Regions from separate parts of the Homo sapiens genome. Here region 2 is linked to region 1. The links are chromatin loops, found by intact Hi-C in ENCODE. Cell type or tissue: heart right ventricle. All regions are shown on one strand.

Evidence for each region. Peaks named below come from ENCODE experiments on the same cell type or tissue, not always from the same donor. Only the 100,000 strongest peaks of a DNase experiment are listed, where the experiment ranks them.
Region 2: it touches region 1 in a loop (10-fold over the local background); 60 of 110 quality-filtered maps call a loop at or near these places.

Annotation. Positions count from the first base shown.
Region 1 is chr9:109,902,244-109,904,743 of GRCh38, forward strand. All of the region lies in intron 3 of PALM2AKAP2 (PALM2 and AKAP2 fusion), which reads left to right. Among named protein-coding and RNA genes, the nearest start is that of PALM2AKAP2, 120 kb to the left of the region's middle. In heart right ventricle, CTCF peaks have their summits at 1,478 (motif pointing right) and 1,688; a DNase peak (open chromatin) is centred at 1,488; H3K27ac peaks cover 1,351 bases.
Region 2 is chr9:110,216,809-110,219,308 of GRCh38, forward strand. No RefSeq gene overlaps it. Among named protein-coding and RNA genes, the nearest start is that of C9orf152, 9.9 kb to the left of the region's middle. In heart right ventricle, CTCF peaks have their summits at 1,035 (motif pointing left) and 1,234; no DNase peak of the experiment used is centred here.

The DNA of each region.
Region 1 (2,500 bases):
AAGTTAATATATGTAAAGTGTCTCATCAGTGCCTAGCGCATAGTGAGTTCCCAGCTTCTATAGCACCCTTTCATCTTTCTCTCCTTACAGCATCAGAGAGCTTGTCCTCTGTGGCTCCCGTTTCTCTCTGGCCAGAGGCAGAGCCTCCATGGGAGCATGGGAGGGATATAATCAGAACAGCAGCATTCTTTCATTATGACGTCAATTCAGCCATCCCTCAATTTACTGAGCCCCTGAAAGGCCATACAGTGAGCCATCATTGTAATGAAGTAAAAGTAGCTGGATACTCCAGGAAGCCCTTCTAGTGGCACTTTGTTAGGTGAGATGTGTCAGCATTGACTTCTTTTGTAAGTGCTACTTCTGTTGAATTCAATGCGTTGAAAGGTGGAATGCATTGATGAATGTATTCAGTGCCTTGGCCACTTCTCAGTTAGCTTTTAGAGTAGAGGACCTCATGGCCACATGACAGAGTCTAACTGTCAGTTTCCAGACATTTACTGTGCCCTTGGCCCTGCTTGGACTTTGGAAATCCAAAGATACATATGACCGACGCCTGCTCTGGGAGGAATTCCCTGTCCATGTGGAACACATCTATGCCCTTCTGGTCCAAGTGAGAAGAGAACATGAAGGAGCAAGTGTGCATGCCCATAAGTGCCGGTCCCTACTCAGTTCTCACTCAGTCCCACAGATACCCAGGTCTACTTTATGTAGGTCCTTGTGTTGGTTTCTGGCATTGCTGAGATGACAGAGGCCCCAGTCTCTGGAGCCTCAGAGATTTCATGGACACCTTTTTCTGCTTGAGCTCATGAGCCAGATATCACTCCTGGCCCAGGTCACTGGGTTACCAGATGCACGGGTGAAAGAGCTGCTCTTGAGCAAAGGGCCTGGGACACACATGCCGGAGAAGCATGGTGAGCCAGCCGCAGGGAGGAAGAGCACTTTGCAGGAGCATGCTGTGCGGGGTCTTGCTGCTGCTTTTCAGAAGCAGGAGAGCCATGAGCCTTGGGGTTCACATCAGCACCGAGACTGGCCTTTGGTGGCAGGGAGGATATGCGTACCGGGAGGGGTTGGCCATACTGGACCACAGGGCCACTGGTTGGGTTGTTCATAATTGATCTTTGGGGACACTTACTGCAACCCATTTATTAGGTGCCCCCTCTAAAGTGATGATCTCAATGAAGATGGTTCACATAGGCCCACTACTTCTAGAAGGCCCGAATCCCTGGACCTTCCCAACCACTTTTTCTCCCTGTTCCTGGGTTACATGGCTTAGCTGGATATTTTTGCACACAGCATTAAGGGCAAGTGCACTGTTCCTTTGAAAACAACAAGGGAACAAGGAGTTCAGTGTTGTGGACATTTAATGAACTTTCTCCTCCTAAGTACACAATACCAAATCAGCAGAATCACAGCTGTCTCCTCCCAGCTTTACCTAAATTCCCACATGTGCTACCTCAGTTAGGGAACTATGACTTCACCTGCCACTAGATGGCCCTCCATGTGCACATAAGCCGCTCCCACATAGCGAACTTGCATCAGATTTTCTGGATTTTTTTTTTTTTTTTTACATGTAGACACACATGTGCATACACAATCTTAACTTTTACCATCCTTGAAGCCAATAATCAACACTTTAGTTTTCCTTCTGGCATTCAAATGATAGAATGTATTCTCATTCTCTGGAAAATCAGTTTAACATCAGAATCTACAGATATTCCTGAATATTGTGGGCCACAAAGCACATATTAAGATGAATTTGAATTTATTCTATTAAATAGTATGCTTTGGTTTATCTTATAAATGCTGTATTTAACAGACTTGTTTCTAAATTAAATTTTTTTAAAGCACTGGAAGAGAAAGGAAGCACAAACATTTGAATAGTACTTGCTCCATGGAGGCGGGCAGTGTTCTGAGGTATTTTAAACATTAGCTCATTTAAGCTTCATAACTTTGATGTAGGTATTCCATATGCATCATTATAACCATTTTATAGATTGAGGAGAAAATCAGATTGCAGCATGAAAGGTGTTTAGATTCCCTTTTGCCTTCCTGTCAATTTTCTTACCTATAACATGGGAATAAAATAATCCCTAATTGCTGTGAAAGGATGTTGTAAACTCTAAAGCATTACACAAATGTTGTTATTATTATTATGACTTGGGTTTCATGGGAATATAATTTTCTTATGTGCTCAGGAGGCTTGTGATCATTCATTCATTCACATGAAAACATTTATGCAGGTCCCAGGTCATTGCCTCTGCATGAGACGTCTCATACCGAGATGCCTGTACTATTTCTAAAACAAATCTAGTCTGTCTTGAACTCTCTTATAGCTGAGGGTTCCAGGGAAGTTGCTGTGTGCTTTCAGCAGGTAATTCTCCCTTAGTCTCAGGATTTAGAAATGATGGATGTGGTAGGACAACTTCAGGGGTGGGACCTCTGCTGAACACAGAGGTGGCCGGTGCTGATTTCACATAAGCCAAGCCAGCGGGAAGAGGCA
Region 2 (2,500 bases), 310 kb after region 1:
ATGCAGTCTTTAGAACAGTGTCTGGCATGAGGTCAGCGTTTGTTGAATATAAATCCACAAATTCCTCCGGATAATTACAATACCCATTACCAAGATAATAAATTAGCTCTTAATCTATAAGGAGGTCCTTATTTATTTTAGTTTGACAATGCCTGTCAATTTTCTACAAAAGAACAGAGATTTCCCCAATAGATATCCTATAAAAGATATTGAAGGAACACTATGGGACAATCAAATTTAATAATTCATCTAAAATACCTAAGAACAGATATTACAAAATTTAAAAACAGTTTTACCAATGACAAAACACAATGTACTATAACAGCCACCTGGGCGTGGTGGCTCATGCCTATAATCCCAGCACTTTGAGAGACCGAGGTAGGTGGATCACTTGAGCCCAGGAGTTTAAGAGCAACCTATGCAACATGGCAAAACCCCTCTCTACAAAAAATACAAAAATTAGTCGGACATGGTGGTGTGCACCTATAGTCTCAGCTGCTTGGGAGGATCGCTTGAGCTCAGGAGGCTGAGGCTGCAGTGAGCCATGACTGTGCCACTGCCCTTCAGCCTGGGAGACAGAGTTAGACCCTGTCCCAGAAACTAAAAAATAAACAAATAAAAAAAAACAGCCCCCATCTTTTGGTTTTGAAGTCAGGATTCTTTTATTCATTCAACAAGTACTTATTCAGCCACTACAATATTCCAGACACAGTACTAAGTATAGAATAGTGAATAAAACAGACACTATCCTCATGGAACTTCCAGTCCAGTGGTGGGGACAGAAGTGAAGAGCAAGTTAACTGATAATTGCATGGCTACAATTTATGGTAAGAAGTAGGTAAAGAGAATACAGTAAATAACTTAAATACTATAATGCATATAAAGTGCTTAGAGGAGTGCCTGGATCTTAGAAAGTGTGCGACAATTGTTACCTATGACTATGATTTCAATAATCATTATCATTTATCCAGTTTATTAACCTTTAGAACATAAAATCCATCTTAAATGTAAGTTTCCTGCCCTCTAGTGGGGACTTTGAGTCATAGCCAGACAAAAAAAGGGTTTTTGACATTTCAGCTGCTTTTTTGTTGTCCTTGTTTGAGACGGACAGAGTTTCGTTCTGTTGCCCTGGCTGGAGCGCAGTGGTGCGACCTTGGCTCACTGCAGCCTCCACCTCCCGGGTTCAAGCGATTATTGTGTCTCAGCCTCCCGAGTAGCTGGGATTACAGGTGTGTGTCACCACGCCGGGCCAATTTTTGTATTTCTAGTAGAGACCAGGTTTCACCATGTTGGCCAGGCTCGTCTCGAACTCCTGGCCTCAAATGATCCGCCCACCTTGGCCTTCCAAAGTGCTGGGATTACAGGCATGAGCCACCACAACTGGTCTTTTTTTTTTCTTTTTAATTTAAATTAAATTTAATTTAATTTTTTTGAGACGGAGTCTCGCTCTGTCACCCAGGCTAGAGTGTAGTGGCAAGATCTCGGCTCACTGCAACCTCCACTTCCTGGGTTCAAGTGATTCTTCTGCCTCAGCCTCCTGAGTAGCTGGGACTACAGGCGCCCACCACTGCACCCTGCTAATTTATGTATTTTTAGTAGAGACGGGGTTTCACCATGTTGACCAGACTGGTCTTGAACTCCTGACCTCGTGATCCACCTGCCTTGGCCTCCCAAAGTGCTGGGATTACAGGCGTGAGCCAACATGCCAGGCCTAATTTTATTTTTTAATAGAGATGAGGCTTCTCTATTCCCCAATAGATATCATATAAAAGATATTGAAGGAATGCTATGGAACAACCAAACTTAATATTTCATCTAAAATACCTAAGAAAAGATATTACAAAATTTAAAAACAGTTTTACCAATGATAAAACACAATGTACTATAACAGCCACCTGGGCATGGTGGCTCATGCCTATAATCCCAGCACTTTGAGAGACCTAGGTAGGTGGATCACTTGAGCTGTTTCCCATGCTGGTCTCAAATTCCTGGCCCTAAGCAATCCTCTGGCCTCAGCCTCCAAAAGTGCTGGGACTACAGATGTGAGCCACTGCGCCTGGCCCAGCTGCTATTTAGTGAGCTCCTAAGGGCTGGAACACGCAGAACAGAACCACAGGCCAGACCAGACATTTGCCTGCCATCGACTCCCCTTCTGGGAAGCACAAAGGCTCCCCATGCAAGCTCGGTGCCATGTGACCTCACCACTCTCCCTGAGCAGCCATCTAGGGTCAGCCAGAAGCCTGTGAAGTGGCCTGGGGTGGAAGCTGTAGTAAGCAGGGCTCCTATACAGGAGGGTAGCAGGTCCAGCTAATTGGACTTCCAAAATAAAACAGGGAAGAGACCCTTCATCCACAGTCAAAGAAAAGACATGGAAAGTATATGAACCATGATTATGATAGAACACCAGAATGAATGATGCCTGATGTGGGGGTGGCCAGGACTGCCTCCCATCCCAAAGACAGTACAGTAGCCCCAAGGAATTCCAGCTAGGGCTCATGAC